Linked DNA regions of Homo sapiens: regions 1 and 2 are each linked to region 3. Evidence: chromatin contacts called from ENCODE Hi-C data. All regions are on one chromosome and are shown on one strand. The core of a region is the stretch at or near the end of the contact, and the rest is flanking DNA. Distances in the headings are between cores, read along the strand shown. Region 1 holds the start of DTD1 (D-aminoacyl-tRNA deacylase 1). Region 2 holds the start of POLR3F (RNA polymerase III subunit F). Region 3 overlaps SLC24A3 (solute carrier family 24 member 3).

Region 1 (3,995 bases), core at 631-3,130, 1.1 Mb after region 3:
TAACAGAATTCCACAGTTCCCCAACCCAGAATTCCCGAATTATTTACACTTTCCCATAATTAACACCCTTATCTTTTTTAATATGCAGGTTTGGTTGTTTTAACTGAAAGCATATAACTTAAATAGTGAACCAAAATAACCCAAACTCTTATTCAGCACATCTCACAGAATACACATTTTCAATATTCCAGATTAGCAGGATGGAGAGTTCAGGAGAGAGATCAAAATTTAAATCTGTCAGTGACGACCACACACAGCAGCAGACTGCAAGGTTCTTCTCAATAATGCAAAACATCTTTCATCTATGAATTTTCCCAGTTTTCATGAATTTAAATATCTACAGAAATGTTATAAAAGCTTTAAAATTCCTAAATCCCAGTGCTACTCTATTCCCTATTATTCCAGGACCATTTCCAAAACCAAAGCTACCAGAACAGCTTAGAAATCATTAGGCGGGGTTGAAAAATAGACTCTTAGATTTAAATATACGGTTTTGGTGGGTTTGGTTGTTTCTTTAGGGTTTTTTGTTGTTTTTGTTTTGTTTTGTTTTTTGTTTTGGGGTTTTGTTTGTTTGTTGTTTTTTGAGACAGAGTCTCGCTCTGTCGCCCAGGCTGGAGGTTACTGGCACAATCTCGGCTCACTGCAACCTCTGCCTCCCGGGTTCAAGCGATTCTCCTACCTCAGCCTCCCGAGTAGCTGGGATTATAGGCACCAACCACCGCTCCCGGCTAATTTTTGTATTTGTAGTAGAGATAGGGTTTCTCTATGTTGGCCAGGCTGGTCTCGAACTCCTGGCCTCAGGTGATCTGCCCGCCTTGGCCTCCCAAAGAGCTGGGATTACAGGTGTGAGCCACAGCCCCCGGCCTGTTTTGTTTTTAATTCATACTTTTGTGGACACAAGAACGCATATTTGGTGCAGACTGGCTCCAAGGACAGGATATCTGAAATTATTTGAACTGAAACAATATAGTTGTGCCAATAAAGACAGAAAAGACTAAAGACAATATAAAGCTTGTCATTTAAATGTTTTTTAAAAAATATCTTTCGTACCGTGGTTTTCTTAAAACGACTACTTTATCTACACTAATCATCTGGACCTCTGATGCCCAACCGAGACGAAAGTGCTGAGTGATGACCAGGGGTCGGGTAGCTTGGTCCACAAGAAAAAGAGAAATGTTTTCATCTTGAATTCTTTAGATCCCGACCCCTCCGCGCAGAGTTCAGCGGGCGAGGGCGAGGGGCGTCCTGGGCAGGGGGCGCCCCTCATCCAGCCTAGGCTCCAGTCACGTACGTGCACGCAACTGTCAAAGCTCAGCCCAAGGAGCAACTCTCCGCATCTGTGCATTTCATCCTGAGTCAAGCCCCATAAAAATTGGAATACGTAAAAATGGGCAAAAATTGAACATTTAAAATACAGCAGTGAAAAGGGAGGAGTGCCTGCTCCGGAAATGCTCTAAGCGTGGTTCATCAACACTCCCTGAAGAGCGGACCACGGAGATGCTCCGAGGCTCCGCCATCCCGCACGCAGGACAAAGGTGCTGAGAATGAGGCGCGCTGGTCCTGCACCCTCTGCCGAGAGCCGGAAGCCAGGGGCGCGCCGGGGCCGGTCGGGCACGTGCAGGGGGCTCTCCGGCCGCCGCGCTGCCCCGAAGCCGGCCCTGGGGACTCGCGGCTGCGCGGACCGAGCTCGCGAAGGGGACCAGGCTCGCGGAGGGGCCGCAGCGGCCCCAAGGATGGCGCAGGAAGACCCCCCACGCAAGACAGCCGGTCGCGGGGGTCAGGGGCGGCTCCTCCCGGGCCCGGCCCCGCCCGACTGACCTGTGACGCTGGCCCGGGTGACGCGCTGCACCACGGCCTTCATGGCGGCGGCTGGGGCGAGTGGGGCGGCGCCGCGCTGCGTCCGGCCTCGCGACTCTGAGGGCGGCTCCGCAGCCGGCGCCCTCTGGAGGTGACACCCGGAAGCGCGCCCAACTGGCCGGTCCGACTCGGTCGGCTGCTACCCACCCCACGTCGGCCACGCCCACTCTCGGCCTGGCGATAGGCCCACCCACTCATAGATTGACTCCGCCTATGCCTGCCACGCCCACCTGCTGCCCAACCGTAACCCCGCCCGTCATTGAAAAGCCCAGTCCCCACGCTCGGCCCTGCCCCATCCACATCTGGGTCCCGCCAGAGCCCTTTGATCCCCCCATCCCGGGCCCAGCCCCTACCCAGTGCCCAGAACCCACTCTGCCCCGAAGGTAGTCTCTATGCTGGTTTTTTTCTCCCACATACCCGAACCTAAGAACCCGTCATCACTAAGCCTTTAAATTCAGCCTGAATCCTATTTCTAATTGTATTCCTCTTTCCTCTTCCACTCCTCTGCACGCAGATCCTCCCAAATTCTTCTTCCTTGTCTTCCTGCCTCAGTGGCTTTTCAGATACCACATACAAAAGGATCTGCTGCCTAAAATAGCCATTTACCTATCTCACTATTAATTCGACTTAGCCATGTCATGATAATAAATAGGTATGTGATTCTAGAATTCTAATTTCTCATGTAATATAAATGCTACTAATTGGCCCCCTCACTGGGTTGTTAGATTTAAATGAACCAAACCACGTAAAAGTGCTTAGATGGCAGCAAAGGGCTGTACAACTATTACCCCAACAAATTATTATCATTGCTAAAAATAATTCCATCTCAGCAGTCTTCACCTTAAAGGTGACTAATAGCATTGGTGGGCGTAGAAAAGGCACTGAAATTGAGAAGAAACCCTCACTTGCCCAGAAAAGACTACAAACTAGTGTGCTTGTTTGTTAAATACTGAATACTAAATTGCCTTAATAACGTTGTCAAAGTTAACATAACCAGTAACAAGACATCATGTGCCTCCTGATATTGCACTGGGAAGGACACAACATCAATCTTGTGGTATTTCTGCCAAATAATGTATAACCTGAATCCAATCATGATGAAACATAGGACAAAAATAAATTGAGGAACATTCTACAAAATAACCAGGTAGGATTCCGAGAATTAAGGAGGATTTTTTTTTTTTTTTTTTTTGAGATGCAGTTTTGCTCTTGTGGCCCAGGCTGAAGTGCAATGGTGTGATCTTGGCTATCCACAACTTCTGCCTCCTGGGTTCAAGCAATTCTTCTGCCTCAACCTCCTGAGTAGCTGGGATTACAAGCATGCGCCGCCACGCCCGGCTAATTTTGTATTTTTATTAAAGATGAGATTTCTCCATGTTGGTCAGGCTGGTCTCGAACTCCCGACCTCAGGTGATCTGCCCGCTTTGGCCTCCCAAAGTGCTGGGATTACAGGCATGAGCCACTGCGCCCAGCCGTGGACTTTTTAAAAGACAGGAAAACTACCTGTAATCCCAGCACTTTGGGAGGTCAAGGTGGGCGGATCATTGGAGGTCAGGAGTTCGAGGCCTGCCTGGCCAACATGGTGAAACCCCGTCTCTACTAAAAATACAAAAATTAGCCAGGCATGGCAGCGCATGCCTGTAATCCCAGCTACTCGGGAGGCTGAGGCAAGAAAATTGCTTGAACCCGGGAGGCGGAGGTTACGGTGAGCCGATATCGTGCCACTGCACTCCAGCCTGGGTGACAAAGCAAGACTCTGTCTCAAAAAAAAAAAAAAAAAAAAAAAAGACAGGAAAACTAAATTAACCTGGGTGGTATCCTGGCCAGAAAAATCAAGAAAAGGAAAAGCTTATTATTGGAACAACTGGTAAAATTTGAGTTTTTGAAAAATCAGCAGGTCTCAATATTTTGATCACAGGATCCCTTTACATTCTTAAAAATTATTGGGCACAAAGTATAGCTTTTGTTTAGGTGGATTATATCTAAAAATGTTTACTGTTTTTAACTAAGAGAAATAGTTAACATGGATTTATCAATGCATTTAAAAATAGCAATAATAAATCCCCTACATATGAATATCAGAGCAATGAAGTCACTATATGTCACGGAGCCCCTGGAAAACTCCATTGTGCACTCCT
Region 2 (3,797 bases), core at 234-2,733, 1.2 Mb after region 3:
GTAGAATAGTTTGAAACTGTGCCTTTTTCACATTTGGCAGACAATCTGGGTTTCTGTGATGGTTTTGGATCAAAGCATGTTAGAAATTGAAGAAGATGATTTCTAAATACATGTTTACAGTATTATTGTTATTTAAGAATATTTCTTTTCCTCACTAATAAGAACTTTAAATTAGAGCAAAAGTCTAATGAAATCACAGAAAAAATATTAAAGCTGAGACTTCAGTTTTCTCGGGTGTAATAAGCATGACAAAGTTAAGCCATAAATCTGCAAGCAGGAGGCAAATGCAGATGTTTCTGGTAGGAAGCCAAAATTTGTTATGACAATTCACCATAATGGGGCCTGTTTTTGGAATTATACCTACCAAACAAAAAAAGTCAAAATCTTCACCTAGTCGACATCAACAAATGTATTATTCCTAACAGTCTGAGAAAGTTGAGTCTTTTAAAACTACGTGAAAATCTAAGAGTGGCAGTGCCTCGGTAAAATATAAAACTGGGCCGGGCGCGGTGGCTCACGCCTGTAATCCCAGCACTTTGGGAGGCCGAGGCGGGCGGATCACGAGGTCAGGAGATCGAGACCATCCCAGACAACATGGTGAAACCCCGTCTCTACTAAAACATAAAAAATTAGCTGGGCGTGGTGGCGCGAGCCTGTAGTCCCAGCTACTCGGGAGGCTAAGGCAGGGGAATCGCTTGAACCCGGGAGGCGGAGATTGCAGTGAACCGAGATCGCGCCACTGCACTCCAGCCTGGCGACAGAGCGAGACTCTGTCTCACAAACAAACAAATAAAAATAAAAGTGGCAGAGGCTTTGGGTGTCCTAAAAGTCTTGAGTTCAATACTGCACTGAAACCACCTGGCTTAATGTTACTTCGTAATCACCAACTGCGCCCTAACTCCGCCTAAACGTTTTGTCATAGACGTTCCCTTAGTGACAAGAGCGATCCTGGATCAGAACATGTATTCACAAGTGTTCTACAGGGAAAGAAAGCCGAGGGCTCCTCTCAAAGCACTGATCGCGTCAAAGTAGGAAGGCAGCACGTCATCACAACTTCCCCAAAAGTATCAGGGCAAAGCCAGCCAGCTACACAAAGTTGCAAGCTGTCAAACCCATTTTGAACTTCTTGAGTTCTGCTCTCCCAGGATGGGAAGGAACAAGTGGGTCCAGAACCCCGCAATCGTTTTTCCCGCGTGCTCACCTAACCCGCTCCGGCCACTCCCAAGGGATCCCGGAGAAGGGGTCCAGCTGCCCAAATGACTGGGCGCCTGATGGAGTGCCAAGCCGGAGCCTCACTGGTTTACCTGTTTTCTATTTCGACCGGATCCGCGTCAGGCGGCTGCACCTTCACCTTCACCTCCGCCATGAGGGCGCAGTTCCTGACGCCTGGGGGGAAAGATGCACGGAGCAGCCCGGTAGCAAGCCGGGGAACCCGGGGAACCAGTGGAGGATAGCGCTCTGCTGAGGCCGAGGGGCCTTCTTCCTCGTGTCGCAGCCGGTCCTTCCTTGCCTTTCGGCGGGAGGTGGCCAAGCTGCGCCTGCTCCGGCCCACTTACAGGCGCCGCTACAGCTTCTTATTCTTGTTTTCCAGAATGTCAATGCCCATCGGACGCACAAGCCTGGTTCCTTCATTCTGAGTTGGGAAACCAACTTTTAGCACTTGGCAACTCTGTGAAGGAATATTCTTAGATGCCTATGGGAAAGCACTGGGAAAGGAACTCCAGGCGGGTACCAGGCTCCCTGCGGAGCGGCAGGGGCCGGTCTAGTTGCTAAGAAGCTGAGTCTCCACCAATCATCTGCCCAGCACCCAGTGGGCGGGGCGCGGCTCGCCGCGTCTGTGGTAACCCGGGCGGCGGCGAAGGAGGAGGCAAGAGGCGGTGAGAGGCTGGCGACTGGGTTGGGCGCGGCAGAGATGCATTAGGGGTCCCGATCCCGGGCCCCGCGGTTAGAGGAAGAGGAGGGCGGCTAGAGGAGGGGAAGAGCTTCCCTTACTCCAGCCGAAAGGATGCAGGTGTCCTTGGCAGCCCCTGATGGGCGGGAACAACCAAACGGGATTCCGGATCCGGGCTGCGAGGGGGCGGTCCACGTTGGGAGAGTTGAGGGGTCTGGGGATCCTGTTGACTGCACGTTGCCATTTGGGCCTGGCGGATCCGCCTTTTTTCTTGATTCCCTTTGCGTGGGGCCCACTGGCCACCCCAGCTTCCTAAGGGCAGCTGCTAGTTGACGCTCGCGAATTACTTCCTCTCCTACATATTTTTTATTTAGAATTTTTCAACTACTTTTATTTTATCTGCCTTTCACTTAAATGGAAATGCGACTATGGGCAAGTCTCAAGTCCAGCCACACTCCCGTAGGAGCTATTGTTGTGCTGTCAGTATCTGTAGTTTATATTCTTGGCCCTAGATCCGGAACTATCCAACAAGGCATTAAGTTCACCCCTTAAATTTAGGTACCCCATTTTTGAGAATACAGTCTGTGACAAAGCTCAAACTGCAGACATGTTCAGATCAGCATTATTAGAACTGCAACAGGCAAAACTAAAAAGAAACTAGAAATAGCCTAAATGCCCAGCCACAAATGGATAAATAAGTACAGGGAAAACTAAATAATACAGTGAGAATGCAAGAAGTAGACTATAAAAATGGAATGAATATGTAGATTATAATTGGGCAAAATCTATGGATTATTAATGAAATTTGAAAAGGCAATACAGAGATGTAAATGGTTGTTGTGTTAAGGTGAGCGTTTTTTCCCCCTGAAACCTTCTGTGCATTAATTATGACAACCTTCCTCCCCACCCTCACCTCCAAAAAGACCAGTAAGGCTTTCATACTGGTAGTTAATTATTAATACCAGGATTTATAAATACAGTAGATGAAACGGGAGGCTTGTGTTTATTGGTCACTGTTTATATTCTTGCAAACTTCCTTTCCACTGAGAAGTAGTACTCTGCAGTCCTTCTAAAGTGTCTTTGCAGCTTTCAAATACTAGAACTGCTCTGGTGATAATGGCAAGGCTGTGAACCCGGAGCTTTCCCAAAAAAGTTAGCTCTAACTAACATTTTGTGGTACACACAGAATTACTTCTGTTCCCCTTGTATGATGACTTGCCCTGAAGCCAAGAGAGCTGACACACACCAGAGGCAGGAAAAGGCGATAATGATTTACAGGGAACTCAAGTCAGAGCGTTAGTGATAGTCTCTGTTTTGCCTTACTCATTTAATTTGTCCTTTTAAAGTAACTTCTTTCTTTTCCCCATCTCATTCATTCATGCTCCTTTCGCAGAAGTGAGGTATTTAGATAATCAAAACCCCACACAAGACCTCAACAGCAAATACAGATGAAATGTAATTATTATTTCAATTAAAAAGGGAATAATATTTGTAGTGCCATGTTAACAGTATTCTCTCGTTTTAACTAGTTTTGCTGCATTTAAATTAAGTGCTGCTCTTCAGCTTTTGTGTACATTGGAATTTATATGTATATATATATAGAGAGAGAGAGAGAGAGAGAAAATGACTGCTGGTTCAGTGTGTGTCCCTCAGATCATACCATTACGAGTGCCTCAGCCTGGAAAAGCTAACCATGAAATTGATAACAATACGCTTTTGGAAATGAAATCAGGTAAGAATCACATATGTTTGAAATTGTTTAAAATAACATTGTCATATTTCTTGTGTTATCTGGTTGCTGGTTTATCTCTTTGCCTGCTTTCTCACTCTTTGCTCAGCTTTTTGGGAAATTTGTAAAACTTCTAAAATTTGAAACAGTGCTGTACATTGATGGTTTATAGAGTGG
Region 3 (3,864 bases), core at 402-2,901:
CATCACTCAGAATGCATAAGGGTAGATGAAGAGGAGGAGGATGAGAAGGCGGAGGAGGAGGAGGAGGAGGAAGTGGAGGAGGATGAGAAGGCGGAGGAGGAGGAGGAGGAGGAGGAGGTGGAGGAGGAGGCCTCCACAAAGTCAGGGCTTCTCTACCCTGTGGCTGATGGCAAATATCATTCGGGTTTATCCTTCTCCTTTGAGAGGACTGTGTGGAGGAATGAGAGGACTCAGAAAAGAACAATGAAATGAACAAAAGGGACTAGAAATCAGGACTCTGAGAAAATCTAAATTGGCTTGGCACAGTGGCTCATGCCTGCAATCCTAGCACCTTGGGAGATCAAGGTGGGAGAATCACTTGAGCCATGAGTTTGAGGCTGCAGTGAGCTATGATCTGGCCACTGCATTCCAGCCTTGGGGAGACAGCAAGACCCTGTCTCTAAAAAAACTCTAAACAGAAGCAGGGCTTCCTCATCATGAGAAAGAAGGTGGAGATGAGCTATCAACTGCCTGTGAACATTCAGTGCTGTTATTTGGAGAACAAGCAGCTGGTCATCGCCTCTTCCGAAGACTGGAAATTAGGACTGGCGCTGTTTGCAGAACGTTCCATCGGGAGGGTACCTTGCTGGACCATCTTGATGGAGCATTTGAATCGCTCCCTCAGAAAACTCTACAAACGGCAAGGATGAGGTTCCTTTCACTTGAGTTTGCTGAAGGTTAGGAAATGAATTTGTTATTCCTTAAAGATTTCATGTTATTCAATACATTTAAGACACGTGTTGCGTATCCCTCTGTAGTTTATGCTCTACTAGCTGAGAGTAAAAGAAATCAAAGCAACATCCCCCATCCCTTAGATAAGTATTACTAGTGTAGAAGAAAACTTGAAATCATTTCTTTCTAGACTAGAACAAGTTGCACCCGCAGTTCCTGCAAATGACCACTAAGTGGTGCTCACGTTCCAGTCCTCCCTCCATGTCCAGCCTGCCAAGGTAGTGAAGTTGAAATGAAGTCAGTTCAAGTCCATTTTCGCAGTTCTATTAAATCTCCTGGAAGGAAGGGAATCACCTCAAGGCAGGCAGCCTACTGAAGGCGGCTTTAGCCGCTGCTGTCTTGAGGCAAGGTGGTGTTCCAGGGGCAGGTCCTGCCTGGTGCTCTGTCCTGGGGTCAACACTCTGTCCTCAACGATGAGTTGCACTTGACGGACCTCCTGTTGTGGGCTTTGGAACTGACTCAGCTTCTTCCCCATCAGATTTGTGAAAGCAACCCTTGGGTAAGCGTTCTTCTCTCTGTGCCCTGTTGGTTCTGTTTGGGGGCCAGGCTCTGCGATAGCCCAGAGACCACCAAGGGTGATACTGATAGCTGGATCTCAGATCTGCTGAGCACCAGCTGGTCAGGGGGCCTCTGCCCTCTGACCCACATGTGGTTCATCCAAAGATACCCTTGGCTTCGCCCTGAGGTTTCCACGTGTTCTGCTGCTGAGCTAAATGTTCAACAGGAATGAATTTGAAAAAAGCACTCATTTCCTCCAGGCTTCAGAGAAACGGCTGGGTACCATGGAAACCGGCTTTTCATTCCTGGTGTCTGCTCCAGAATTCTTCCAAGCAAGACGGGCTTACATCAGGCCGGCGAATCCCTGGATATCAGAACAACCCAGAGAGCTGCCAAGGGAATGGAGTGCTCAACATGGAGGAGCAGGGGAGGAAGAGCCAGGAGCCCCTAGTATACGCGGGAGAGAAGAGGCTGGCTGAGCTGGGAGGCAGGTGGCTGTCTCAACATCGCCATGTCAGCCCCTGGGTTTGCTTACTGTAAATTGTCACCATGAAGCAGGAGAGGCTGCATTGCTGAAGCTAAGACTTCATAGCATGTATTGTAATCACTGGCACCATGAGAATTTTAAGCAGTGAAAATAATGGGAGAAAATCAACATCATCGTTTTCTTTCAAGAGACTGAAACCTGAAACTCTTTCCTTCCTTGCTGCAAAGAAAACAGCCCCCCGTAGACTTTTCCCACTCAATATCACGGGAACTCCCTTGAGTGGGTGTAGTTCTCACTTCTTCAGCTCTTGGGTGGGGGTGCAGACGGCTTAGCTAAGGCCATGGTGATTTCATCTGAGGAGAGGGATCCAGTGGAATACACTGGGAAGCTGGCTGTTAGGCACCAGTATCACTTATATTTCAAAGTTAAGCAGAAATTCCTACTTCAGGATGTCTTATAGGCTTGATTGATGAAGGTTGTGGTTGCAGAAGGGCAGGGAAAAAATGACCTACGGGCAGGGCTTTAGCCGAGCTGATCATGTTGTATAAATATATGAAGGCAGGCTACAGGAAAGAAAAAAGGGCAAGTACTGAGGATATAGGAGATGGGGGTTGTTAAACTGAAAGGACTATGTTTGCTGGGCAGGGAAAACCAAAATCAAGCACATAGCTACAGTTTCCACGTTGTTTTCCTTGTTAGAGATGAAAGGCTCCTCTCTGGGGTCTCCAGGCCAGCGGATGCACTTCCCTGTCCAAGCAGCAAATGAGAGTGTAACCGGCCTCCTAGTTTACCCAGTGTCATTAAAGCAGGACTTTCCTTCCTCCTGTTGACAGCAGGGATTACAAAACAGGCGACCTTTGTAAGACCATAGTCGATTTGTTTAAGGATCTTAAAATTCTGTCAAAGTCATTCTCGGTGAGGATCTTCTTGCTACCATAGTTATTCCGACTTTGCCAGAAAGAGAGCTGAAATGTAATGAGGGCAAAATGAGCTGAAAGACCTGAGGGCTGAAATGTAATGAGGGCACAACGAGCTGAAGGACCTCAAGTTTTCCAGTATGAGAATGTCTTAAAGAACTGAAAGTAGATCTACCCTTCAATCCAGCAATCCCACTACTGGGTATCTACCCCGAAGAAAAGAAATCATTCTATCAAAAAGACACCTGCGTGAGTATGTTTATCACAGCACAATTCACAGTTGCAAAGATATGAAACTAACCTGAGTATTCATCAGCTAACGAGTGGATAAGGAAAATATGGTTTATATACACCATGGAATACTACTGAGCCACGAAAAGAAACGAAACAATATCTTTTGCAGCAACTTGGATGGACCTGGAGGCCATTATTCTAAGTGAAGTAACCCAGGAATGGAAAATCAAATACCGTATGTTCTCACTTATAAGTGGGAGCTAAGCTATGTGTATGCAAAGGCATACAGCGTGGTGGCATGGACTTTGGAGACTTAGAAGGTGGGGGGGTGGGAGGAGGGGCAAGGGATACAAAAACTACATATTGGGTATAATGTACACTACTCCGGTGAAGGGAATGCTAAAATTTCAGACTTCACCACTATATAATTCATCCATGTAACCAAAAACCACACGTACCTCAAAAGCCATTGAAATAAAAAAATAAGAACCCCAAGTTTCTAAATTGGAGAGAGAAGAGGTTAATTCCCATGAAAAATGGGTGCAGGAGGGGAGGGTGATGGGTCAGAGGGGCAGGGCCTTGGAGGTCAGCCAGCTGCCGGTGATGGACAGACTTCCACATGACCTCTGAGATTTCTTCTCTATCACAGAAAGGGCAAGATACAATCATTTCCAGATTATTTCAGATTAGTTATTTTAATGAAAAAATTCTAGCAGGGGGTGGCTGGAGCTGTTCCCTTCTGCCTAAAAACTAGACCACAAAGTAAGTGAAGGTAACCCTCGTCTCTAACAGGGGGAGTGGGCGGTGGGGTAGGATGATTTTAAAGACTGTAAGAGGAGGATTTTATTGGAGGGAAAGTCCAAATTCTATATTGGGGCAGTAGAGCTGCACCATGTCAGACACCTGCTCTGGCAAACTCGAGGTATTACCGGTCCCTGACCTTGGGTGAATCATTTA

The links. Hi-C counts contacts between places; a loop is a spot of excess contacts on that map. Pooled maps may share reads with other maps.
Region 1: a loop to region 3 is called in a map of heart right ventricle, with 6 times the contacts of the local background. The contact joins the promoter of DTD1 here to the enhancer-like site in region 3. A Hi-C loop is called at or near these places in 2 of 168 maps with a recorded cell type or tissue (chondrocyte and heart right ventricle), 1 of 37 single-sample maps with no recorded cell type and 7 of 50 pooled maps.
Region 2: a pooled map shows a loop between it and region 3 (6-fold over the local background). The contact joins the promoter of POLR3F here to the enhancer-like site in region 3. A Hi-C loop is called at or near these places in 3 of 50 pooled maps.

The regions. Positions count from the first base shown.
Region 1 is chr20:18,585,939-18,589,933 of GRCh38, reverse strand. DTD1 (D-aminoacyl-tRNA deacylase 1) reads right to left here and starts at 1,880. Exons shown (of 6, transcript NM_080820.6): 1 at 1,819-1,880. The coding sequence starts at 1,861. It overlaps LOC124904878 (a long non-coding RNA gene), which reads left to right and starts at 2,469. Exons shown (of 3, transcript XR_007067547.1): 1 at 2,469-2,509. RefSeq lists enhancers at 1,344-1,403, 1,244-1,743 and a silencer at 1,514-2,053.
Region 2 is chr20:18,465,076-18,468,872 of GRCh38, reverse strand. POLR3F (RNA polymerase III subunit F) reads right to left here and starts at 1,483. Exons shown (of 9, transcript NM_006466.4): 1 at 1,305-1,483. The coding sequence starts at 1,366. It overlaps DZANK1 (double zinc ribbon and ankyrin repeat domains 1), which reads left to right and starts at 1,843. Exons shown (of 21, transcript NM_001367614.1): 1 at 1,843-1,877; 2 at 3,496-3,623. The coding sequence starts at 3,515. RefSeq lists enhancers at 1,403-1,722, 1,345-1,963.
Region 3 is chr20:19,659,663-19,663,526 of GRCh38, reverse strand. The region is part of intron 7 of SLC24A3 (solute carrier family 24 member 3); the gene reads right to left. Among named protein-coding and RNA genes, the nearest start is that of RIN2, 97 kb to the left of the region's middle. Within about 2 kb of position 1,651, at least 4 of the 41 ENCODE cell types and tissues checked have a DNase peak (open chromatin) inside an H3K27ac peak, as active enhancers do.